2 separate regions of the Homo sapiens genome follow, and region 2 is linked to region 1. A link is a loop called in an ENCODE intact Hi-C map of the cell type or tissue named here. Cell type or tissue: gastrocnemius medialis. All regions are shown on one strand. Each heading gives the region's core, and the rest is flanking DNA. Links, peaks and the distances in the headings are about the cores only. Region 1 has its middle 340 kb from the start of OSTF1. Region 2 has its middle 290 kb from the start of OSTF1.

The links. A loop is a pair of places that touch in the nucleus more often than their neighbours do. Peaks named below come from ENCODE experiments on the same cell type or tissue, not always from the same donor. Only the 100,000 strongest peaks of a DNase experiment are listed, where the experiment ranks them.
Region 2: it touches region 1 in a loop (6-fold over the local background); 3 of 110 quality-filtered maps call a loop at or near these places.

What each region holds. Positions count from the first base shown.
Region 1 is chr9:75,426,399-75,439,425 of GRCh38, forward strand. No RefSeq gene overlaps it. Among named protein-coding and RNA genes, the nearest start is that of OSTF1, 340 kb to the left of the region's middle. In gastrocnemius medialis, for the core only: no CTCF peak of the experiment used is centred there; no DNase peak of the experiment used is centred there; H3K27ac peaks cover 3,812 bases.
Region 2 is chr9:75,371,839-75,384,865 of GRCh38, forward strand. No RefSeq gene overlaps it. Among named protein-coding and RNA genes, the nearest start is that of OSTF1, 290 kb to the left of the region's middle. In gastrocnemius medialis, for the core only: no CTCF peak of the experiment used is centred there; a DNase peak (open chromatin) is centred at 6,333.

The DNA of each region.
Region 1 (13,027 bases), core at 2,636-10,635:
GACTATTAAAATAGACTTGCTTTGTTAATTACATTGACATTCTTTAACCCAACTGAATATCTGCAACTAGGCAGAAAGGAAGGAAGGTGAATCTTAAAACTCACCTTGTTCTGAGTTGACTCCAGATACTCATGGGGTGGGTTCAAGGCAAATATCTTGGTATGCTAGAATGGGTTTTAGAGCCAGGGAGAATGTTGTATGCTGTTTGCTGCTAGGTCAATTGTGAAACACCTGTTGGCTACATTTAACAAGGAGAAAAGCAGCAGTACCTAGGAGACTTAATATGAACTGGAGTAGTCAGGAGATGCTGCGTTTGGATATAATGGCCCATCCTTTTCTTGATTTCTAATTTCCAAACCCTGTGTCTGTGGGAAACCTGCAACACAATTGGCTATCATAATTCACTTTCATCCTAACTAGATACAACCTTCTTTAACTTCTGAGACTGAGGTGTTCAGGTCGATGGACCCCTAAAGTAGGCAGCTCTTGCTTGTGTCCGTTGGGAAATGCCTTTCATGAAGCCAGCAGAAGCAGCTTCTGGGAAATTGTTGTGCTTGCTTTTTATGATTGGCCTCACACTATCACTTTGGCTGACAGTGCATAGAAACAATACTATGGGATAAAGGGGACAAATAATAAATGGCTGGACCAAATAATAAAGGTCTTTTTTAGGGACGTAGCCTGAGGAAATCCCATTCAAATTCTGTTAGATAACCTGGAATCAATGAGCACATCAACTTGGTAACAGTGAAAGTGGCTAGAAAAGATCCTAACCCTCCTGAGTGAGCCATTCACTCATTTTCTGAGTAGGAGATGGCTGTTTGTATGATTATTCTGGCATTTTCCCATTGACTAAAGGGCAGTATGAACTGCTTGCACTTTGTTTAGGAGAGAGGAAGCATTACTTGGCTAATACTGCAGAAGACAGTGCCGCAGCCCAGCGTCTGGACAGTTTGGCCAGCCAACTTTGTGGAGATTGTCTCAACATCCATATCATCTCTATAGCCTCATAACTCTGCAGCTCCTCACCTCTCTGAGCACTTTCAGCCTCCAGAATGTTGACACCACATTCAGGACCTGCCCATCTCTGTCCCCTCTTAATCTTCGGTGAACTCTTATTTTTCCCTCTATATCTTTCCCCTCAAAAGCTCCTTCTCATGCCTACCATTACTCCTCCTCAGGGCATTATCTCTTGAGAAAGTTTAGGCGTTTTTAGTAAATGAGAAAAAGCTTTGAACTGAGGAAGAAGCATATGCTTTCCACACTGAAAAAAAATTACCAAGGCAATAAGATATGAAAGGTTGGCAACCTGCTTAAAATAGAGGGGCATGGGAAATACAAAGAAAACAAACACAAATAAAACATCTCAAAAATGTGTTCTGTCATATCAGTCCATCATCATTTCAACACAACTCAACAACAATATATTTCACACTCTGTATACTAGCCGGACAAAGAGACTAGCATGATTAAAGGTATATGGGCTTGAATGTGCAGACCATGTTTAAGAACAAAAGATTGTCCAAGGTGGTAAACAGATAAGGCACAGCAAATGTTGGTGGGTCAAGGTCTGTGGGAAGAAGGATAAGTAGGGAGTATCCAGAGTTCAGCTGTGATGGTACAAGCCAGCGGTCCCCAACTCCTGAGCCATGAACTGGTAACAGCCCTTAGCCTGTTAGGAACTGGGCTGCAAAGCAGGAGGTGAGCGACAGGTCAGCAAGCATTACCACCTGAACTCTGCCTCCTGTCAGATTAGCAGCAGCATTAGATTTTCATAGGAGCACACACCCTCCTATGAACCGTGCATGCAAGGGATCTAGGTTGCATGCTCCTTATGAGAATCTAATGCCTGACAATTTGAGGTGGAACAGTTTCATCCCAAAACCATCTCCACACCCCCTCCCAGTCTGTGGAAAAATTGTAGTCCACAAAACCAGTCCCTGGTGCCAAAAAGGTTAGGGACTGCTGGTGTAAGCAACAGATGCTGTGGATTATTTTTAATCAGAGACTTCTTGATATGGTTGTGTCTGTTTTTAAAGGATGATGGTGGGCACAGTGTAGAAGATGAATTGAGCAGAAGAAAAAGGCAATGAGTCTACTAGGAGGCTTTGCTTTTTAGGTAGTGATAAAGGCAGCCTTCCCACAACAGTCATTTCATTTGCAGGGCCAGGGGCAAAAGTACAAACGCAGACCATCTCCCCATCCCCAAGCTCCCATCCTACCAAGGCTTACCATCTTTTAGTCCCATCTGCTGTTCAGGGCACTTACACCTCTGCATCCACATGAGCAAGCTCCATCTCATCTGTCTGCCCCTTCCCCATCCCACAGAAAGCTACCTCTTTGTCACAGTTCAGACCTGGATCGTGCTGTCTGCTCTCAGGAGGCTGCTCCCTTGCAGGAGGCTCTGCAGGCTCCGAAGTACATTCCAGGATTAGTAATCCCAGGGTCCCAGGTACTGAGAGCTTGGTCTAGAATTTGGGGCATGGGTTCCAGGTGGGCAAATATCCTTAGTCCTGTGGACTTCTTGCTCCTGCCCTGTAGGAAGTCCAGAGTGGGGCCTTCTGAAGCACAGAACTCATGGCAGGGGTCCCAGTTGCCTGGATATAGGGGAGGTACAGTAGAAAAGATCCAGTTTCTTCTTAGGAAACATTCTCATTTTACCAATGTGTAGAAAAGCCACAGAGAAAAACCACACCGTTCCTGAGTATCAAGTAGACACAAAAAATGATGTCTACGAGCAAGGTCTGGATGCCATCACACTATTCTCTTATTATAAAAAGACAATACAAGAGAGATAATAACAAAGACTCTATGCTCTTCTCATAGACTAATTTGAGAAAGTTTCCCGTTACCTTTTCCTCATTAAAAAATTGGTCTAGGTGTTAGCAGGCCAAATTTCCCCTTTTCTGTCCCTTGGCCTAAATTTTTTTTTTTTTTTTTAAAGAACCAGGGTTCTTCCAGAATGCAAACAGACCTCAGTGAACCAATCCATTCCATCATGAATGTTCACCATATTCTTGATGCAAGACATTCCCTGCCTTGATCCATATCCAGCAGCTCTTATTTTTCTTCTTGGAACCATTATCTAATAAAATGTGTATAATTGTGTGTGCGTGTGTTTGTGTGATGCATGGAGGAACAGAGAGCAAGGGTGAGAGGGTAAAACAAAACAATGCTTTGAAGAAGGTAGTATCCTCTTTATTCTCTCCTATCTTCATTTGTCCAACAGAAATACAGAGCTGAGTCTTAGGGGAGCTGAGTTCTGCTAAAACCTATTAATTCCCAGTAACATGGACCAGTCACTCAGCTTCAATGTATTTTCGTTTCCCCTTTTGCAAGGTCGGGGTAGCACATGGAATCAAATGAGATGTGAGGCCGAATTTGAAAAGCAAAGGAAGCCAGTACTCTGCACAATGCCTTTAGGACTTTCTACTATTGCCCTCTATTTTTCTATAATTCCAGCAGCTGACTTGGGATGCTGGGATAGGAAAAGGCAGAGGGGGAAAAATAGAATCCTAGACAGTGGAGCATTGTTTATTTTACAGGAGAGACACTCCCTCTGGTACCAGGACTGCCTTCTGTTTCTAGCTCACACAACCATATCATCAAGCTCTCTGCAGTGAGAGTATTCTTACAAGGGCTTTGAATTCTTCTAATCTTATCTTCCCCTCAATAAATCAATTCTTTGTCCAGGTGTTTCTCCATCCCCTGGTGGTGTTTCATACTACTTGCTTCTGTGATTATCAACCAAAGTTGGGTTTGCTAATGCAATGTCCTTTGTCCTACACAAGCTGCTCTCTAACCAGCCTCAGACTTTCAGTATCATACTCTAGTAAAGCAGACAGGCCCTGTGTTTTCTCTAGGGATTCTGGAGGGGTCACAAAAACATGCATAAATCAAATTATTCCAAAGCAGTCTTAAGAAAAACAATGATTATTTGGTTTTTTTTCTTCTAACTCAGTATGGACCTCCTATTTTTGGAAGCTAGGAAACTAAGCTATTTCTTGTCTTCTCTTTTGTAAGAAATATCAGAATAGGAAGTGGAAAAGCAGCTGAGAACTCAAATTCTGGCTTCATAATTTACTGACTGCTGTTCAGTTTTTAACCTCTTTGAACCTTAGTTGTGTCATATATAATAAATTTAATAGTATATATCTTATAAGGTTGTTTTGAAGCCTTAAACAAGTGGCATAGATGTATACAAAAGGACAAGAAGTAATCTACTGGATACCTAACACATTTCTTTTTTTTATCTTCAATTTTTATTTTAAATTCTGTGGTACATGTGCAGGGTGTACAGGTTTGTTGCATAGGTAAACGTGTGCCAAGGTGGTTTGCTGCAGAGATCAACCCATCACCTTGGTATTAAGCCCAGTATCCATTAGCTATTTATCCTGATGCTCTCCTTCCCCCAATCCCTCTCCCCAACAGGCCCCAGGGTATGCTGTTCCCCTCCCTGTGTCCATGTGTTCTCATCGTTCAGCTCCTACTTATAAGTGAGAACATGTGGTGTTTGGTTTTCTGTTCCTGCCTTCGTTTGCTGAGGATAACAGCTTCCAGCTCCATCCATGACCCTGCAAAGAACAAAATCTTATTCCTTTTCATGGATGCATAGTATTCCATTGTGCATATGTACCATGTTTTCTTTATCCATTCTATCATTGACGGGCATTTGGGTTGATTCCATGTCTTTGATATTGTGGATAGTGCTGCAATGAACATATGCTTGCATGCCTACCCAGTAATGGGATTTCTGGGTCAAATGGTATTTCTGTCTCTTACCTAGCACATTTCAATATGCAAGTTAAGTTTTAAATTCTGTCTTTCCTACTGATTTACACAAAACACTCAATTTCCACAAAATTCAGAAAGCAAGTAGTAATAATGCACATTGGAGAGAGTAACTATTTGCAGGGTCACACAATATTTGCAAATATCATTCTAAGTGATTGCTTGTTTATGTGTGTGGAGGTGTTCTAGCTCTTAGTCTAACTAATTCAGAGCAGAATGTTCCACTTTTGATTGAACTTGGATTTTCAAATTTTCTACTTTAGCAAAATAAGTGACAAAGATTCATCTTGCTCATTCAAAGGAGATTAAATCATCTTTGGCATGCTTATGTTGGCTCTTCTCTGAAGAAGGAGGGAGTGAGTTTCCTTCCCACTTCCCAACACAAATCATCAGGGTATACCCCAAGGAGGTGGCTGGCAAAAATGTAAAATCAGACTGCTTGTGTTTTGAAGCTCATGGATCCTCTAGAGGCAGTTAGGTAGCACTCCTAGATGGTGGAGGGGTAGCCCTCTTGAGCACCAAAAGTGTGTAGTAAGGTTCATTTTGTTTCAGGGATTAATGAGGAAAGCTTCCAGATATTAGGGAAAAAAGAAGTCGTGGATCCCAGGGAAGGAACAGTCAGTGGCTCTGTGTCCACCATGGGCTGAAACTCGACCTGCTATGATGGGGCTGGGAAGTGGGTGTTATCTTTGAAGGGATGGCTGCCCAGGAAAAAGCTGAGCATTCAGGGCTATGATTCTGGGAACCAAAGAATTGTGGATCAAAGGTACTCTTGAGGGAATAAGATCACTTTTCCATGGAGATCTGGAGTGGACTCTGTAGGGACTTGGATGGGCCGCAAGCCTGGGTGATGATGGAGGACCACCACCATGTGGCAGGGAGAGCAGGGGTAGCTGTGGGCAGATCAGACACCAGGGTCTGTCTTTTCCAGATGTGGATGTCAGAATCAGCCCAACTCTCTTTTTTTTTTTTTTGGAGCTCTAAACTCCTAGGCCTTTTAAATGTTTTCAAAACGGTAACAAGGGGGAGGGTACCAGCCATTCTACTAATTTGGCAAGGGGGACTCAAGACAGATTTATTTAGGGAAAATGAAAGACATGTGATGTTAATTTTTTCTTGAAAGTAGGGAGCAGACCCATTTACATGGGTCTGCATTAGCATTTGCTTGATTTTTCCTTTTGCCCAATAGTTCAAGTTATTATTTTTTGATCTGTTTCTTTTTATTTTCCATAAGAAATACAACAAATTATAGAATGGCTGATTATCTGGCAGACAGATTGGATTGGGGAAGCAGGACATGTTCTTATTGCCAGTTATGGCTTGTCTTTCACCATTCCTGGTCATGGGTTGTGACCTGTGCCCTCAGCTTTTGCTGGGAAATTGCTCTTGTCAACCACATGAGTAGCTGTGTCTTGCTGCTCTCCCTCGCATGTCTCAGTGCCAGTATGTTCAGAGGAAATTCTTTTGTTCTTCATACAGAAACCATATTGTATTGTTAACATACCTTTTTCTATTAGGTTGCAAATTGCCCTGTCTTATTGGGCATACTTGTGTTGCTATCACTAAATATATTGAGTCTCCTAGGAAAGAAATATCTGAAAGACAAATAAGTGGGGTTATTTTGTGAATAATTTATTAGGCTACAAATAACATTGGCTGGCAATGGGAGAAAGAATGCCTTCTCACAAATAAAATATCAATTGCAAGTGTGGCAAGGCAGGGATAGTCTTTGCTGCTGAGGGGCATAATGAATGATTCTATTTTGCAGTTGTTTCTAAAATGTAAGCATTTTCAAATCAGTGTTGCAGTGTTTGGTCTCAGGAGAGCAGTGAGAATTTCTAAAGATGGTCTCATTTTCCAAGTACAAATTGTTCAGAAAGGAACATTGTGTTCTGCATGTTGGCCAGACTAGTTTTGTCATTTGAGAAGAGCATAGACTTGTTGACTTAAAAAGGTCAGTGATGCTACTCTCACTTGTTATATGACCTTGGTCAAGTCACAGAACTTCTCTGTTTCTTTCTGTTTTATTTTGTTTTACTCTGTTTAATTTGGACTTTGGGTAGCCCAAGGTCCTTTTCAGAACTCTACAAAATCTGTTCCATTGACAGAGACAGAAAACATTCTTTTAGGACTTTTGCACTTATCACTTACTTAGGCTTCTGAATCATAAAAGTTTGGATCCTCTCATCTTCCTCCCCTTTCCAAATGCTTGGGGCTAATTGTAAGGAGCAGTAGACTTACAGGTTCATATTCTGAGCTTCTAAGAACCTGTTGGCAAAGTGAGGAGACAATGTTTGTCCTCCTTAACTCTAGGAGGTGAGACTGAGTAGCTCTGGGGTGGACATCCAGGGAGCACTCTGTGAAGCCAGGGCAGGGGCTTCAGGATGCATGACAGCCCCACAAGGACTTGAGAGGGCCATTTTACCTTCTGAACCTCAAGGAGGACATGGGACAGTGATGCTTGAACAAAACAAGATATTAAAATTTCAACACTCTTAGAAGAGAGAAATACAAAATAACCAATTGCCTTTATCGTTTTGTCTTTTTAAGCATCTGATTTTCTTCCTCCTTCCCATGTCATAGCTGGGGGAGATGAAAGGAGTCTGGGGGAAGGAAGTCTTTAGTATTTACTAATCTCCATGTTCTGGGTACTAGACCAGACATTTAACCACAAGGTTTGATTTAATTCTTGCAATATCTCTTTGAAGTAGCTCCAGTTATAATCCCCACATCACAGATGAGAAAACTGTGGCTTAGAGCATTAATGCCACTTGCCCAAATCACACAATTAGTAGGAGGCAGCAGAAGATTGAAACCTTATCTGTGTCAATCCTTGATTTTGCATTTTACTCCAGTATTTTCCCTTTTCATTATGTTTTTCTCCACGTATTTGGTAACCCTCTTTTCCCCAGTGACTCTTGTCCCTTACTTACTCTGATCCTCATTTTGTTTTCCCAAAGATCAACATTCCTAAATCTCTCCTTGCCTCTTCCCTTCCCTCCTTACCAGGCTGGCTGGCCAATCCAATAAACTCATTTCCATGAAAGGGCTTAGTAACACACAAAGCCACAGCATTTTACTCTTCTGGCATAAATTCTTTTATAATTCTCAGGTTCCTTGGGAGACAAGAGCTGGTGGACGATGCTGGCAACCATAATATTAGTCCAGCTCATTGAGCCCACAAAAAGTGTGTGGGTATTTTCAGTGATACCTTGGGGGAGGTCCCCTTTAGTCAAGAATGGTGTGTCTTCCTGCACAGGAGACTATGAGAGGGTGTGAAATAAAGGTTTCCTTCTCTCTTTGGTGTGAGCACACATATAAAAGGCCCTGTGAGCAAGGTCAAGGGATTTGACCAATAATAGCATTTCTTCATTGATTTCACTGTTGTTCTAGATAAGAATCCATACACTTACATTAGGGTAGAACGTCTCCATCTCTGGTCTATATGAGGCATAGATTCTAAATGCACCAGTCCCCCATATTCACCCCAAGATTAGTCTGTTTCTTGTGTGATGTGGTTTAGATATGAAAATAGTGCAGATTTCAATTGCTTTTCCTTAGCTAAATGGTGTGAATGCAGTCTTCTGAATTCTACACCTCCTCCATTAAAAAAAAAAAAGTAAAAGAGAAAAGGTCTCTAACCATTCTGTCTAAAAGACAGCTTTTGGGTGACAGAAAGAGAACATCTTTATCATTGAATTTCCTTTGAAGGACATTCTAAATTCAAGGGAGCATTTCCTGAATAGGGCAACTCCATCTAGCCCTACAACATAGGAACAACATCAGGAAGAGCACCATCCCTGCACTGTAGCCTCCTAACTGGTTTCTTGTGATCCAATCTCATCCTCCTGTAATGCAGTGGTCCTGAAACATGAGTGTGCATCAGAATATCCTGGAGAGCCTGTGAAAACAGATTGCTGAACTCTACCCCCAGAGTTTCTGAGTCAGGATATTGAGAGTGGGGCCTAAGAATGTGCATTTCTAACAGGTTTCTAGGTGATGCTGCTGGTCTGGGAACCTCCTTTGAGGACCACTGCTGGAATCCATTTTGCATGCAGCATCCACAGTAATCTTTAAACATGTAAATCAGATCATGCCATTTTGTTACTTAAAACCCTGGGGTATCTTTCCGTTGCACTTAAGATGAACTCAAATATTTTATGGTACCTGCAAGGCCTGGGATGGTTCCTCTGTTTACTTCTTCAAGTTTATCTTTTTCTGCTCCCTCCTCTTGCTCACAAGGCGGGATCTCTCACCCTCTTTCAGATTGTCCTTGAAAATGCACAGCTCAGTGTTTCTCTTCAAGGACTTAAGCTCTGGGTTCCTCCACTATAGCTGGCTGGCAACCTTCAGATCACAGATCCACTGGCCCCGTCTGGAAACTCTTACTGACAATGCCATCTGATGCTGTCCCTCAGTCACTGCAGTCCCTTTCAAGTATCACCTTTTTTCCTCTGTAGCAGTTATCACCATTTGGAATAATTTTTGTTTATTTGCTCATTGTCTCCATCCTCCCACTAAAATATAAGCTCTGTGATGACAAGGTCCTGTCTCTCTTGCTCACAGCTATGTGCTCAGTGTCCCCAAGAGGTGTTTGCCACGTTGTAGGTGCTGGGTTAGTTTGTGTTGTATGAAGCAGTGAGCTTAAACAAAGGGTTTGAATTACCTTCCCTAAGTAGGGCTGTCCTTGGTGCTTGGTCTACAATGTCATTGGAGATAACCCATCAGCGAGAATAAAGGAATACTTCCCAGTGTTAGAGCAGCCTCAGAGCAGAACCAGCCCAGATATGTGAGGCTGGACATGGGATCTTTGAACCCGTGGCAATGCTGGTGCTGAGTTTCCACCCCATAAGAAAATCTACCAACCCAAGGCGGGAAGGCTGGGAGCAACAGTATGATATTCTTTACTATTTTCCTAGGGTTGATTCTATGGCCATGACACATCTTTGAGTCCATATGACTTTTAGGAGGGGTGTGCTGAAAGGTTAGTGACAGCACTCAGCCTTCTTTGATGACCCTGAATGGAAGATCCCATCCTATTGGCCTGACTATCTTGCTCCCGGGCAAAGAGAGGGTCCATGTTTGTGTTCACGTCTGTCACCAAACGGGACCCAGGCTGGAGCTTCAGCACCTCACTCCAGGTGAGGGAAATGTAAAAATTCAAATGTATTTAGGGTTCTTTGATTTTTCTTTAACTTTCAACAGATTTTGGTGTACCTGCTCGATTCATTATTTGGCAGCACTTTGAAAAAGGTTTTTCAGTGTTCTTGGGTTCCCCCAAAACAACATGAAACAAAAAAGTGATACTGCCACACAGGGGCCCTCAGAGGTCAGCAGGGTTTCTGCTCCTACTCCTTCTCTTCCAGCGGCACTATTTGATACAACAGAGTCTGTGGTCTGGGGCAGATAAAGTCACTCTAAAATAGTTGTGTTAGCTGGGCGCAGTGGCTCACGCCTGTAATCCTAGCACTTTAGGAGGCTGAGGTGGGTGGATTAGTGGAGGTCAGCAGTTTGAGACCAGCCTGGCCAACATGGTGAAACCTTGCTTCTACTAAAAATACAAAAATTAGCTGGGTGTGGTGACATATGCCAGTAGTCCCAGCTATGTGAGAGGCTGAGGCAGGAGAATAGTTTGAACCTGGGAGGTCAAGGTTGTACTGAGCCAAGATCTTGCCACTGCACTTCAGACTGGGCAACAGGGTTAGACTCCTTTTCAAAAACAAACAACCAAGCAAAAAAAAAAAAAAAAAAACAAAAACGGTTGTATTGATACCAGAGTCTTACACCAGAGAAACTGCTGAAAACAATCCTATTTCTCAGCATGGGCACATTTTGGATGAGGGTAGCCCTCTCCAGGCTTGACCCAGGGAAAACACAGATCTGAACATGGTCTGGGATTCTCCAGACTGGAAATAGGGTAGCACCAAAAAGGAGAGATTGGCTTTGGCACCATCTAGATATAGGCCTGTTTCTGGAAGAAAATCCCTTTTTTTTTTTTTTTTAGGTGATAGTGCTTTAGGGAAGACATTCTAGTTGTATTTGTGAAGTCTAGTTGTTATCTGTGAAAGTAACAGCTATGCTTACACAACTCCAGGGGATTGTAATCTATCAAATAACCCCTCCAGGAAGAATGTGATGATCAGGTGACCAGACTTCCAGGTTTGCCTGTAATCCCAGCATAATTATTCACTGTGCCCCTTTTACTCTCTGTATTTCAGGATGATTATCATTAAGTATTAACTAGTTATTAAAATTATTGAATCATTATTAATACCCCCTTTCTCTCTCAGAACTATTTCTGTTTGATCAATAAATTCTATTGTCGTGCTATTGCTAATACACAGTCTGCTGTCTCTCAAGAGCTGCTAACTAGATCTTCCTCTGGAAATCTCTAGAGCAGTGCTCTTTGATAGAACTTTCTACAGTGATGGGAATGCTTTATATCTGTGCTGTCTAATATGGTAGCTTCCGGTTACATGTGGCTATTGAGTACTTTGAAATATGGTTAGTATCTGCTATTAAAATAATAAATACTTAAAAAGAAATATGGTTAGTGTGACTGAGGAACAGAATTTAAAATTTTATTTAATTTTAATTAATTTCACATTAAATATATATAGCCACATGTGACTACCACATGGGTCAGTACAGCTCCAGGGTCTCCCTATGTAAGCCTCCAGGGTTCTTTCCATGTCTCAGGACTTCCTGACTTTATTTCTCTTTAAATCCACTAGCACCACTTCTCTCTCTGTAACATTGGTAGCTCAGTGGATCATCTTAGCAGTTCCCAAAGACAAGCATACAGACCCTGTCGTCTTAAGGGTTTTAATGGTGATCACCATGGGTAAAACAGAGGGCATAGCACAAACGGCAACCTTGGAGGAGTTACCATGATGGGAGGGGGCCGCAAGGCGGGTAGGGGAGATAGGGAGGAGCAGAGACTGAGCAGCCCATGCAAGATTCTGGCACTAGAAGGAAAAACGAAAAAGCGTCTTGTTGCTTATGATCCGGTAGGAATGATGCAACACACTTTTGAGGCCATGTTATGATTTAATTAGAAAGGAGAGGAAGGTTTAGTCCACCCTTAAAATATAAATAACAACCCCATCACCATTTTACTAATTAAGGAACTGGAAATTCAGTTATAAAATAGTTTGGGCTCACACATCTGAATGAGAGGCATGTGTGGCTGCTGCTAACACACAGAAATCTGAGAGATGGAGGCACAATGGAATGCTGTCCTTTTGAGGTTTTAAACTTCCCTCCCAGCTAAGCAAATCATTTCTGTGTCTATTTCAGGATTTAAATATTCTAAAAAATCAAACTAGCAGTCTGCGTATTTATTTTCTTTTTCTTCTGTGGAATATGAAAGCAATCATGAATGATAACATAGGCTTTATTAGAAGAAAATCCAAAGAAATTCTGGCCAGACAGGCAACGAAGAATGCAGCTCCAAGAAGAATCTGTTGCTGGGTGCCTGCACTTCATGACCTCCACATCTCCTCTCCTCTCCTCTCCTCTCGTTGGGTAAATTTCCTCTGGGAGAATCAATATTGCTCCCCAAGTCCCCCTGTGCTCTCAGAAGGTCAGGTGGACATGAGAAGAGTTCAGGGCAAGAGTGTAAGGAGAGCGAGGTATGGGAGATTCCTCTGGTGGGTGAGAAAGGGGAAGTGAGGGTTTTATTATTTCTGTTATTTGGGTTTGTCTGGGTTGAGCTGAGAAAGAAGTGCTGGCTGAAGTTTGAGAAGCCACATTACCACCGTGATAATACCACATGTGAGAGGTTGGGATGAGGGGGCACAAAGAAGGTCTATTTTCTCCATGGTTTTGGTTCCTCTGAGCAAACCAGATTTTCTAAATTGTGGGGGTAGCTGGGTGGGGGTAGTGCAATTTGTTACCTTGAATTGGTTTTTTTTTTTTTTTAATAGTTTGGGTAAAACTACTAAGAGAAGTAATGGATGAATGGATAAACAATATGTGGTATATCTGTACAATGGAATATTGTTCAGCCTTAAAAACAAGGAAATTCTGACACACGCTACAACATGCGTGAATGCTGAGGACACTATGCAAAGTGAAGTAAGCCATAACAAAAGGACCAATTCCATTTGACGCCATTCATGCGACGAACCTACAGTAGTCAAATTTATAGAGACAGAATGTAGAATGTGGGTTACAGGGACTGGGGGAGGGGGAAATGGAGAGTTATTGTTTAATGGGTGCAGAGTTTCAGTTT
Region 2 (13,027 bases), core at 2,812-10,811, 54 kb before region 1:
ACTCTTGTAATAAACTGTGGGAATAGAATAGGACTTATCTGAGATTCCTTTCAGTTCTAAGCCTTCAATTATTCTAGTGCTTGAGTTTGCCTGTGATACTGTGCATAGGATAAATGGAAATCCCAGGTACCCACCTTCCCACCAAGTCAGTCCTGGTGCCATCTAACATGTATCTTATTTAGACTCCATAAAGTCTAATGTGCATTTGATTTAGACTCCATGAAGCCACTGAATTTACCCCTGTGTCTTCTTACAAGAATTTAGAAATTCCTTCTACCTCTATTTTTTTGTTTATGGATTTAGCAGCAATGTGGGAACATGTGGTTTCTGGGGAAGGATGATTGACAGTTGATGACAGTGACAGTGCCCAGGACATGGGCATTTACATAGGTTACTCCTTGTTCCCTTGTCAATTTGTATGACTCGTGGGGGAATTAGAAGCAATAGTAATCTCTCAATGCTAAATCTAGCAATCCTTTTACGGTGCTTATCTTTCTTAGTAAATCAAAAACATTAAATCCTACCATGACCACAGTGGTGGCATCCCTATTATGTGTGTCTTAGTTGGAGTTCACCAGAAACAAAACTGGAGATGAGAATTCAGATGCCTATAATTTGAGGAAGTACATTTAAGAAAAATCAATCAGTCAATGGGGAGGCAGGAACAAGCCAAGTAGCGGTGCCATCTCAAGTGATGTCTCAGCTTCAATGTGATCCCTGAGGGGATCTCTGCCAGAGTCTGTCTCCACGCAGAACAAGGGATTGAGCTTTCACACATCCACACCAGACAGACAGTCATTGGCTGTGTGTCACTCTGGGGAGTTGGGAGTCATAAACCTCCTAGGCCCTTCCAGCTCTTTTAACATGGGAAAAGCAGCTCCAATAATCTTGGATCAGTCCTCTGAAGAGAGTCAAAGGTGCAGGCTGTTTGTAATTAAGAACTGAGGACATCTGGGAAGGGCACCAACAGTGTCCAGTGATCTTTTATATCTCTTTTGAACACATTCCTTTGTCCATTTTCTACATTCCCCTGATTATAACATAATAAAGCTGGAGATTTTGGAATCTTTATCTGTAAATTTGAGCTCTTACTAAAACTTGTAACTCCCTTTATATCAAAATTTGACACAATATCAACATTTTCCCCCTGGCTAAGGATTGCCTTAGTAGGGGGCAGTGGGGAGCATTTCCTGTGGCTGACTCTGAGTCATCTGCTTGACCACTGCTGCTGCAATGGCCAGCGCCCCCTGCTCTCCACTGGGCTATGAGCCACTCCTCACTGTGGGGAAGGCTGTGGTAGTAGCTCAGTCTATGGATCCAGACTGGGCCATGCTGTGGGCAGACCTGTTGTCTTGTTGTGACATCTCCAATTTGCCTCTATATACCACACAAAGTTTGAAGACTTTATAGAAGGGTTGTGAAAAAAAATAGGGTTTTGTAATACATGACTTTAAAATTGCATATTTAGTACGATTTTTTCCATAGCTAAGAAGTTAACCATTCATAAGAGCTGTCTTCACAGAACCAGTTCCTTAACTTGCTCTTTGGTGCCCAGATTCTTGTCTGTCTTCATGGAAATTCAGTAAACTTCCAAGGTACAAATCTCCAGTCTCTTTTTGGAAAACCCTACCTTCTATCCATTGGGGCTTTGTCTCATCTTCACTAGGTTCCATTATCTTACATCACTGGGCTCTTTGTGGGATACAGTGCTTCCCAATGGTGCATTTCCTAAGTCTGGGTTTTCATGTCTGGAACAACATTCACTATAAGAGTGAAAATCAGCATTGTGGAAAAACACATGAGCAGGGTGGTCTACCACTGACACACATACACACACACACACACATGCGTGCACACACACACACACACATGCTCTTCCCCAACCCAAGTTTTAAGAAAAAAGATTGTTAGATACTATATGGTCTATATAAAGAAGAGGAAATTCATTTTGTCAAATGCTCCATACTCTATTAGGCCACTTCTTTCCACAATGGCAATAGTAATTTGTGTTTCTATAGAGACAGCTGTGGTTCTTTTTGTTTATCCTTAGCCCCTACACCTTACCTTTGAAATTGTGACCTAGTGGTAGAGGCCAACTATCTGTTTAACAAAGTTATTTCCTTATCTTCTTGGCCTCATAGTTATTTCCATATTTCTGAGCCTCTCTTACAGTTAAGTTATAGCAACGTGACTGAATTCTGGCCAAAGAAATGTGGGCAAAAGTGATCTATACCATTTTTAGGCTTGGTCCCTAGAGCTCTTCTATAAAATTTTTCATTCTCTCTCTTGTTCCCTGCTAATTGGGCAATACTACTAGGATGGCCTTGGAAGCCAAGATGAAAGAATTTTCATAATCCTGGGTCCCTGAATGACTGCATGGAGTCCCCCCTTCTCCTGCCAGTGGCAACTGAATGCAAATGAGTGAAAAAATAAATTCTATAATGCTAGGCCACTGAAATTTGATAGACTTTCTATTCATAGGAGCTACTATTGCCCTAACACATGCCTTTCCTTGAAATAAGTAATGGCCCCATTTTTGGCCACATACTTCTTAATGGCTTGTTTTATTCATTACACAAACATCTAGCTACTTATAAAGCCTAACTAAGTTCTTAGTCAAATCACTATGGCTTCTGGATGTGGCGTATAGGGGTAAGGATGCAGCAAGGAGGATAGGCCATACAGTTACATGTTTTCATGACAAATATCTCTGAACGCTGGACACAGTGAAATCTGAACTCATCATCTACAAGCATGCTCTTCTGGTTTATTTTTAATTTCAATAATTAGCATTACACTTATAATTACTCAGACCAGTTTCCTTCTTTCCCTACATTTTCTAATATAATTAGTCAGAGTCCTTTTGATTCTATATTTTCAACATTCCTCACATCTATCTCTTACCTTCTTCCCATTTTTACTCTCACTATTGTAGATCTGACCCTCATTATTTCTTATCTGTATTATTACCCTGGCCTTGTAACTCCTCAGTTTCTTCCAAAGTATTCTACATCTTACTGCCAGATTAATCTTTTCAAAGCTTGATTCTGATTATATCATTTCTCTATTAAAAAACCTTCAACAATTCTCCGTTAGCAGACACAAGTGTTCATATTACTTTGTGAGAAATTCAGGGTACTCCATGACCTGATTCCAAGCCAAATTTCCAGCCTATCACCCACTACTCTTCTTTATATGACTTGTATTCCATCCAGCCACACTGGATGGGTCACTGTTCCTTAAGCATGCATTATTTCCTAACTGTTTACCTTAGCTCTCTTTAAATGATTTCTCTCACTATTCAATTTCCTCTATGCCCATTGCTGCCTGTCAAAATGCTGCCTTCCTTCAGGGCTCGGATCAAATACCTCCATGAAATCTTTTCTGATCTCCTCAGCAAGAAGGAATGCCAATAACACTCTGCATATCCCTTCGTTTTGGCACTTGTGACATTTTACTTTGACGTGTAGAGGCAACAAATTCTAGTGCATTTGGTGTCGGCTAACTTTGCCCATTTATTTAAGATTTCTTTTTATACTTCCATTATTAAATCCTAATGGTACAAATTCACACTATCTATTTACACTTATGTAGTATTTCTCTCAGTGTTTCTAGTCTAGTCTAGCCAAAACTTTTATAAATTGTATCTTGAGTCTTTTGTTGAACAAAATTATTTGCTTACTTGTTTCAGAATGGAAATGTTCTGGAAATCTCCACATATAATTTTGTAGTACTATCAATTTGGGAATTTAGATCTCATCATTTTTTTAACCTCAAATAAAGCCAACACACACACACACACACACACACACACACACACACACACACACACACAAGAGAAAGGTGTTTTGCAAATCAGATTTCTTACAAAGTGATTCTTCTTCCTTTTGCTCTAAAGGCTCATCTAAGTGTGAGAAACCAGATGGTAAAGATCTAAGATGTATATGTGGTATACATATGGTTTATACTTTTTCATACAGCCTGACTTGCCTTTTGGTCAATTAAGATGATTGCCTAAGAGGACTGTTACTCTTCATTTCTCTCTTCTGTTCCTTTTTTTTTTTTTTTTTTTTTGAGACGGAGTCTCGCTCTGTCGTCCAGGCTGGAGTGCAGTGGCGGGATCTCGGCTCACTGCAAGCTCCGCCTCCCGGGTTCCCGCCATTCTCCTGCCTCAGCCTCCCAAGTAGCTGGGACTACAGGCTCCCGCCACTACGCCCGGCTAATTTTTTGTATTTTTAGTAGAGACGGGGTTTCACCGTTTTAGCCGGGATGGTCTCGATCTCCTGACCTCGTGATCCGCCCGCCTCGGCCTCCCAAAGTGCTGGGATTACAGGCGTGAGCCACCGCGCCCGGCCTCTTCTGTTCCTTTTAATGCCATTGGTCCAGTGCCCTGCCTCAGAACTATCTAGCAGTTAGGAAAGAAAACCACAGGGGAAGGGAATGACGAAAGATACGGAAATATTAAATAGACAACAGTTTAAAGCATGTGGACCACAATGAGAAGGTGTCACTCAGTATGAAGTGTTCATCTAGAAAAAAATCACTATTATCCATTTCTGTAATTATATCAATACAGAATAAAGTTAAGAGATTCAAGATCTTATGCCTGGCCTGTAGAAAGAACTGAAGGTGTACCCCTTCAGTGGGAAAAAAACTTGTTTAGGTTATTTCAGAGGCATCATAGGATTGAGGAGTGACATAATCCCTTTCTTGGAAGAGTCTGGCTGGATTTTGTGCCATTTTCGGAAAGTGTGGGTGATGCACCAAGAATGACAGACTGCTTGGAAAAAGAACTATGTGGAAACCTCCTAACCCCCTTGAGTTTTATCTGAGGAATATCAGGAGGGCAAAAAACCTCTAGGCATTAATGTACAAGTTCCTGTTAATCCTGATATTATAAAGTTGTGTGCCCGGAAAACTGAACAGCAAATTTTTCTGATCCCATGGGGACTGTGTACATTTAGATGGAATCTTAAATAGTCGCAAAGATTCCTATGTAGCATGTTCCATCTTGTCTCAAGTTGCAGGAGGGTATTTCATGGGAAGAAAAGGAATGATGCAAATGAAAGGATTGTAAGAAGCTGTGTTGAATCAAGGAGGCTATAGGGAGTTGTTCAAATAGAAATGAAGCATACTTTATTTTTGAAACTCTTTAATATTGTCATTGCCTCTGAGCACTCTAAGCTTGTGTAATTTGTGGCTGGAGGATGGGATCTGGTTTATAATTCCGTGTTCTCTGAGGTTTTGATGCTGATGGAGAAGGCAATGGCAGATTGAGTAATCTGGCAGATTGAGATTGTACCTTTATATTGAATTACTCAATCTCTCTCTCTCTGTCTCATTCATATTCTCTCTCTCTCTCTCATTTCTGACTTTCTGGGAGAGAGCATTCTGCTCCTTTTAAATAATCTTTCCCAATTCTGCTGGGCTGTCTTTCTTACTCTCCATATACCTTCTCTTCTTTCACTGCTATTGCTGGCAGCCAAGTTCATCTAAATAAAAGTAAACATGTTTCTGGCAAATTGACAAGTAGTAAATAAGATCAGCCTCTTCTCTTCAAAAGGCCAAACAAAGGTAAGTTGATTAGCTTAATTCAAGATAGAAGTTGAATTCTAGAAGAAAAACAAAAACAAAAACAAAATAAAAACCAGACTTTCAAAGAAACCCACTCTGTCCTACTGACCTGACCGAGGCTGCATGCCTAAAGCCCTTGTCTCCTGCAGGGTGGGGTTATGTTATATAATTCTACTTTCTCACTTTCTCACAGCTTCTTGCTGGTGACTTTTGAATGAACACACTAGAAATATTGGTCATCAAAGGAGCTGATAGAGAATGTTGATGATACCATCCTTGCTGAAAAAATATCTCAATGTGACACCTTCTGGACTTGTAGGCAGAAATGTATTTTGAATTCTAAGCAGTTCAAAATAATGACCTGGAGAAGGGGGTGGAATGAGGGCAAGAATGCTAATTTTAACTACTTTTAGGCTTTTGAATAAAACCTCTTTGTGATCAGTTTACTTTTTTAATCCTTTAAGGAGTCCTGGACCCCAGTGTCTGGTCTGGGGAGGCAGGGCTAAATGCAAACTCCTCTTAGCCCGGCGACACCTACATGGTTAACTAGAAGCACACATGGGTCCAGTTATTCTAATTAAAAACAAACCTTAATGAAAAGATATCTGCATCGTGTCCCAATACCTCCATGTCCAACAAGTTATCAGCGGGATGTGTGGAATGAAAAGGTCTTCCAGCAGCCCGGGCTCATCACTGCCTGGTGATTTAATTCAAGAGCCCAGATCATAAATTGGACTTGACGTCAAACAGCAGCCAAGGCTGAGAATCCGCCTGGCCTGGGTGTGCTGGGCTTGCTGTGGGCTGACTAACCAGCAGGCATGCTGTCACGTCTGGGTCATCTGCTGTCAGCGGACGGTTCCCTGTGGGAGGTCCAGGTTGCGAGCACTGCTGTAGTCTAGACAGGAGGTGACAAACATGTTGACCTTTGGGACAAGATTGATCTCTTTGTTTTTTGACAGGAGACCTTTCCAGAGTGGAATCTCAGGAGGAAGAGTCTAGAAGTTTCATCATTTGTGAACGGAATCAAACCTATGTGTCTGCTCCACCCAGACTGGAATGCCAGTTTCTTGAGTTTGATATTTTAGAGTTAAGGAGTGATGTTTATTTACTTTATCAGTTTTCCTGAAATATTTGGACTCCAGGATGGGGGAGGGTGGCAGGAGGGGGGAGGGAGGAAGGAAAAGGGGGAAAATAACTTACTTTAATGGTGTGTCAACTCTGAAACCAACTCTAGGAAAGTTGCTTTTCCACATACTACTTCATTTAAACCTCATACAATGTTAGGAGGTTTGCATCATCACCCTCATGTTAAAGAGGCAAATTAAGAGGCTTAGAGCTGATCAGACCTTCCCCAAGGCCACACAGCAAATAGTTGCTAAAGTCCAGATCTGAGCCTTGGTTGATTTCAATATTATGCCACAATGCCTTCCCAGGGTGTGTTATTTCTGATACAGTGACAATGATTTCAGCTCTTCCTGCCACTTGGGGGGTTATAAAAATGTCAAAATAATTTTTAAAATAGACCTTTGCTTCCCCTCAAATCATGTAACTTTAAGTAAAATGAAACTAGTCTCCTCACTTTGTAGCTATGGTAGTAGTCATCTGGTTACCCCAAAAGAAAATGGAGATTGTTTTGTGAAGGAGGTGAAGTAGGAATTGATGTAGACCAATGTGTCCTAAAGTATATTCCATGGGACGTTAGCCCATGGAATGGCTAAGGGTTGGGAAACTTGGCATAAAATACCCATTTTGTGGACAGTCACATGATTGGATTTGCATTTTGTTGAAATCCAAAAATCCAAGTTTCTCAAACTTATGAATTATGCAATCTTTCCTCCCTGGAAAACTGATCAACATCACATGGGTCTAAAATTTTGTGGATTATATTTTGTAAACACTTGTTTAAGGTTTTTTTTTTTTGTTTTTTGTTTTTTTTTTTTTGTTTTCTTTTCTTTTCTTTTCTTTTTGTGAGACAGTCTCACTCTGTTGTCTGGGCTGGAGTACAGTGGCGCCATCTCAGCTCACTGCAACCTGTGCCTCCTGGGTTCAAGCAATTCTCCTGCCTCAGCCTCCCAAGTAGCTGGGATTACAGGCATGCATCACTACAGTGGCCAATTTTTGTATTTCAGTAGAAATGGGTTTCACCATGTTGCCAGGCTGGTCTTGAACTCCTGACCTCAGGTGATCCACCCACTTTGGCCTCCCAAAGGGCTGGGATTAGAGGCATGAGCCACTGTGCTCTACCTTGTTTCAGTTTTAATGGTAGTAATGTTTCCCTGGATCTAGACTCAGAAGCTTTATTAACTTCATCCAGTCAACAAGAACAGGATCTATTATCCAGGTTTTTAGCTACTTGCTGTGGCCCAGGCTCTGACCTATTTAGAAATACAAGGATGATCTCAAACAGCTTGAGAATGACTTGAATCCTGTTTTGAAGATGTTGAAGATATTTTAAATCTGAAAGAAATATACAAAGCTGGATATATAGTTTTCTAAATTGTATAGCATGTGTTTCCTTATACCCATAAATCTAAAACTTTTTCATAGACCATCTTTCAGTAATGTGTGATTATCAAGCACAAATGTTCTAAATCTAGAGGCCGTGGAACTTCTGCAGATAAGAAAAACAACAAAACCTAAACTAAACAACATAAACCTAAACTAAAATGCTCTTGAGCCATCAGGCAAAATGGGACTTTTCTCTTTTTGTCTTTCTTTTCCTTATCCCCCTTGGCTTTCCATTCTTCCTCCACCTTCTTTCTCCCTTCTACACCTTGTCTTCACATCTGACCTCATCTATATCTGTCTTCATCTGAACACTTTGTCACTATGGGAATAGATGTGATAATCATGCATACATAGACAATTCCATATCCAAAAGTCATCAACTATCTTCAAGCTGACTTCATGTACCTATAACTGACTGATCATTTTGAAAAGAGATTTCCATTGAGATCAACCAGGGTTTGGGGATTGCTAAAAACCATCCCGGCTGGAAATAAGTGTCAGCCACTACCTCATTGTATGGGCTAGCAAATAAGATTAGGCCATTATTCCAGTTATTTGTTTTGGACTTCTTCCTGTTTCTAATAGTGCACTAGAGATGCCTTTTATTTGATTTTTTAAAATAATTATATTTAGCTGGGAGTGGTGGCTCACACTTGTAATTCCAGCACTTTGGGAGGCCAAGGCGGGTGGATCATGAGGTCAAGAGGTCAAGACCAGCCTGACTAACATGGTGAAACCCCGTCTCTACTAAAAATACAAAAATTACCTGGGCGTGGTGGCACACACCTGTAATCCCAGCTACTCAGGAGGCTGAGGCAGGAGAATCACTTGAACAAGGGAGGTGGTTGCAGTGAGTGGAGATCGCACCACTGCACTCCAGCCTGGGCAATACAGCAAGACTCTGTCTCAAAAAAAAATTATATATATAAATATATATAAATATAAATATATAAATATTTATATAAATATAAATAAATAAATATATATATAAAAATATAAATATATATAAAGATTTCAAAGCCCAGGGAAATATATAAGCATATATGCTACTTCAGTTGCCTCAGGTTATTTACTGATTTATTTTACAATAATAAAACATTTCACATGCACTGCCTGTTTAAAGGGGGACAATATGTGGTCCAAGGATTTTCTTTATATTTATTAGGAGGCTAAAATTTTATTTGCCCTGATAAACAGAAAATCAAATATCCCAGATCTTCAATTCAGTACTTAAAAGAGTAAGTCCCTCCAGAAGGACTATGAGACAGCTGGATTTCTCCAGTGGGGAAGCTTTATGTATATGTAACCCAGGCATAACTTGGCATTTCAGTAAGCTTGGCTGAAGACTCCAATTTGAAAATGTTCTACAGCCACAACCAGTAACATACTCTCTAAAATAAAAAAGGAAACAAATTACCTACCTCTTGACTCCTTTACCACTTAGAAAATAACTTGTCTACCAAGGAGGGGAAAAAGAAGTCTTGAAATAAGATTTAGAAGCCTGAAGAGTATAGACCCTTCATCTACAAGGATTTTTGTTTTCAGACCACTTTTAAGTTGGTTGCTTGGTTTGCATTATCAAAGCAGAACACCTTACAGTCAAGAAACAAAAGCTAGGTTCTTCTTTCCCCCCAATTTTTTCCTTTACAGCAGGTTTTCTTTCTTGTGTCATAAGGAGTTTGTTTACACAGGAATTCAAATTACTATTAAAGGAGGTAATCAGCACAGTGACAAATAAAAGTTAAAAAGATGTTTGTCTTCTATGATAAAGCTCAAATAATCCCAGACTTCAAACAATCAAGGTAACATACATATTTCTGTTTTTATTACATTAAAAAGTAGAAAAAAATGATGTCCCCCAGAATAGTTTAATGGATTTTCTAAAAAGTTCTTTCTTCAGAGTGAAGCAAATTCAGCTCAAATTGTTTTTCAAACTGGGGTAGGTGGACGAAATGCTGGAGCCGAAGCAAAATGAAAATACCATAAAGATAGTTCTTAAGTGCAGACTGCCTGGGTCCAAATCTGAGCCTTGCCATCTACTAGCTATATAACTTAGACCAAGTCACTTAACTTCTTCCAGCTCAGTTTTCTCCTTTGTGAAATAGACTAATAAAAACACCCATCTCATACAGTTTAGTGGGGCTTAGAGAATGTGTATGTAGCCCATCAGAGAATGGGCTCTTATTATTTCTCTTATTATTTTTATTATGAAATGTCTCTGATACCTACCAATACCTAGGCCCATGGTCTCTCTGGTATGTACCATGCATTTTTGTGCTCCTAGATGGATAAACAAGGAGTGGGAATTCCTGACATGTTAACTGACTTATTGAGTCAGTTATTCACCCATAGTTAATGCATGGCTGCTACGAGCCTGGTACTGTGCTGGGACTCAAAACCACAATGAGATACCATCTTGCACCAGTCAGAATGGCTTTTGTTAAAAAGTTAAAAAAATAACAGACGTTGGCAAACTTGGAGAGAAAAGGAAACACTTGTATGCTGTTGGTGGGGATACAAATTAGTTCAGCCCCTGTGGAAAGCAGTTTAAAGATTTCTCAAAGAACTAAAAATAGAACTACCATTCAACCCAGCAGTCCCATTACTGGATATATACCCAAAGGAAAATACATTGTTCTACTGAAAAGGAAATAAGATCCATGTCCTCATGAAGCCTACGGGGAAGATAGTAAATAAACACATAACAAAACAAGTAATTTCACTGATCCTAAAAGCTTTGAGGAAAATAAAACAGAAAAGTGATTGGAGCAGTCTATTATAGATTAGCTGGTCAGAAAAGGTCTCTTTGAAGAAATGTTATCCAAGCCAATGCCTAAATTAGGAGACAATGCCATTATAAATACCTGGGGAAGAGGAAGAGGGAACATCAAAAACAAAGCCTTTGAGATGAGGAGGTGTTTGGAGAAATAGAGTGATAGAAAGCAAGGGTGGTTGAGACAGAGTGAGCAAGGAGGAGATTGGTTAGCAAAGTCAGAAAGCCAGATCACAGTCTAAAAAAAAATTTTGAAAGATTTTATTCTATTGTGGAACTCATAAAACTATATTGTAGGCTTTCACATATACAAATGCAATGGAGCTTCTCTGGAAAAGCTGAATGCTTCTCGTTGTTTTCTGAGCAGCAGAAGTAGTTTTACATTGTTCTTCCATTCTGTCTACACATTTTGGATGCAGTCAGCCAAATAGAGAGGCTAATAAATAAAATGCTTAATTTGCTCAATAAATAAAGTGAAACTTCAAGAACATTCCACCTATGATCTTGGCCGTATCAGAACTAGGCCTCAGCCTGATGTTTTCAACCTATGCCTAGTTTTGATAAATACTCAGAACATCTCCTATTGAAAATCCTAATATGCCATTGGGTGAGGGGACTGGAAGTTGGTGTGATTCTTTTTTTTTCTTACCCTTGTTAAGGAAAAAAAAAATAAAAGAATCTCCATAATTCTACCAGCCAAGAGGATTTGGTTTAGTTGTTTTTCTCCATAGTCTGTAATGTAGAAAAGGGTTTATACAATTTCCAAATATTACACTGTGTTATAATTTTTTCATACCATATCCAACTTCTGCCAATCTGAGCATCATGATCTAACCCTGGGAACTAACTGACTGAGGATCATTTAAATACTGCACTGGGTTTGAGGGACACTATCAATGTAGTATTTAAACCTGCAGTACTAAACCTGGGATAGAGACATTATTCTCTCTATCCCAGTAATTCCTGCATTACTATGCAGGAATGCAGTAATTCCTGCATTACTATGCAGGAATGCAGTAATTCCTGCATTACTATGCAGGAATGCAGTAATTCCTGCATTACTATGCAGGAATGCAGTAATTCCTGCATTACTATGCAGGAATGCAGTAATTCCTGCATTACTATGCAGGAATGCAGTAATTCCTGCATTACTATGCTACCAGAATCAGTCCTATGGAAATAGAACTTTGCAGAAAGATCAAAGGGGGTTACAGTCTGTAGTTAGGTGTCAGGAGACCCCCACTGTAGACTCAGCTCTTTCTCTGCCCTGTTAAATAACCCGAGCATGTCATTTGGTCTCTTAGCCCTGCCCCCTACATAACTGTTCACCTGCAGAATGTGAAAACTTTATCAGCTCATCAATAAGGTTTTGTTAAGGAGCAAGCATCTATTGACCAAACTGGCTTATAACCCAAAAGATGCAGGGTCAGTTCTTGGCAAAACTATGAGGAAGGAAAAAAAATTGGCACTGTTTCCTGACTTCCGTATTTCTAAATCACCATTTTGAAGGCAAAAAGCTCAAAATTTGGTACTTCTGATATTATTCAGTGAACGGAAAAATATTCTAGAGGGTAGTGAGCTTCCCATGTGCTTAAGCACATATGGTGCAGGTGATAACGTACTCCATCTCTGTAAAGAAGGTTGTCTGGAAGCTTTTGTGCTTTGAAAGAACTCCGTATTTATGTGTGTGTCAAAGTTAAAAATGCTCCCTACTTTTAAGTTATGTTTTACAAAATTAAATTTCTTTTCCTTCCTTTCCACTTCACATTTCCACCCCTTTCCCTCATTTATCTGTTCTTACCTTAGCAGAGAGCTAATAACTATTGTGACCAAGGATCAATTCACTGAGTACCCAGACATATTGGTAGATGAACAGAATGTACTGTTTGAGGTGAAAGCTGAGGCTAAGGATGTAGGAAGACTGTGTTGAGACCCAGATCAACTAGTCTGTATTTCAGTCCATAGAATAAAAATGGATTTGGCAGAAACATATTCTGTGTGCCACAAGTAAACCATTTTCTCTTCTGCCAGTCCATACAGTCTGGAGGAGGTGTCTGCTTCCTCAAATGCACAGACATGTAAAATGCAAGGCTACAAGGATCATGAACAATCAGGAAAATATGACACCACCAAAGAGTACACAATGAATGTCCAGTAGCTGATCTCAAAGAA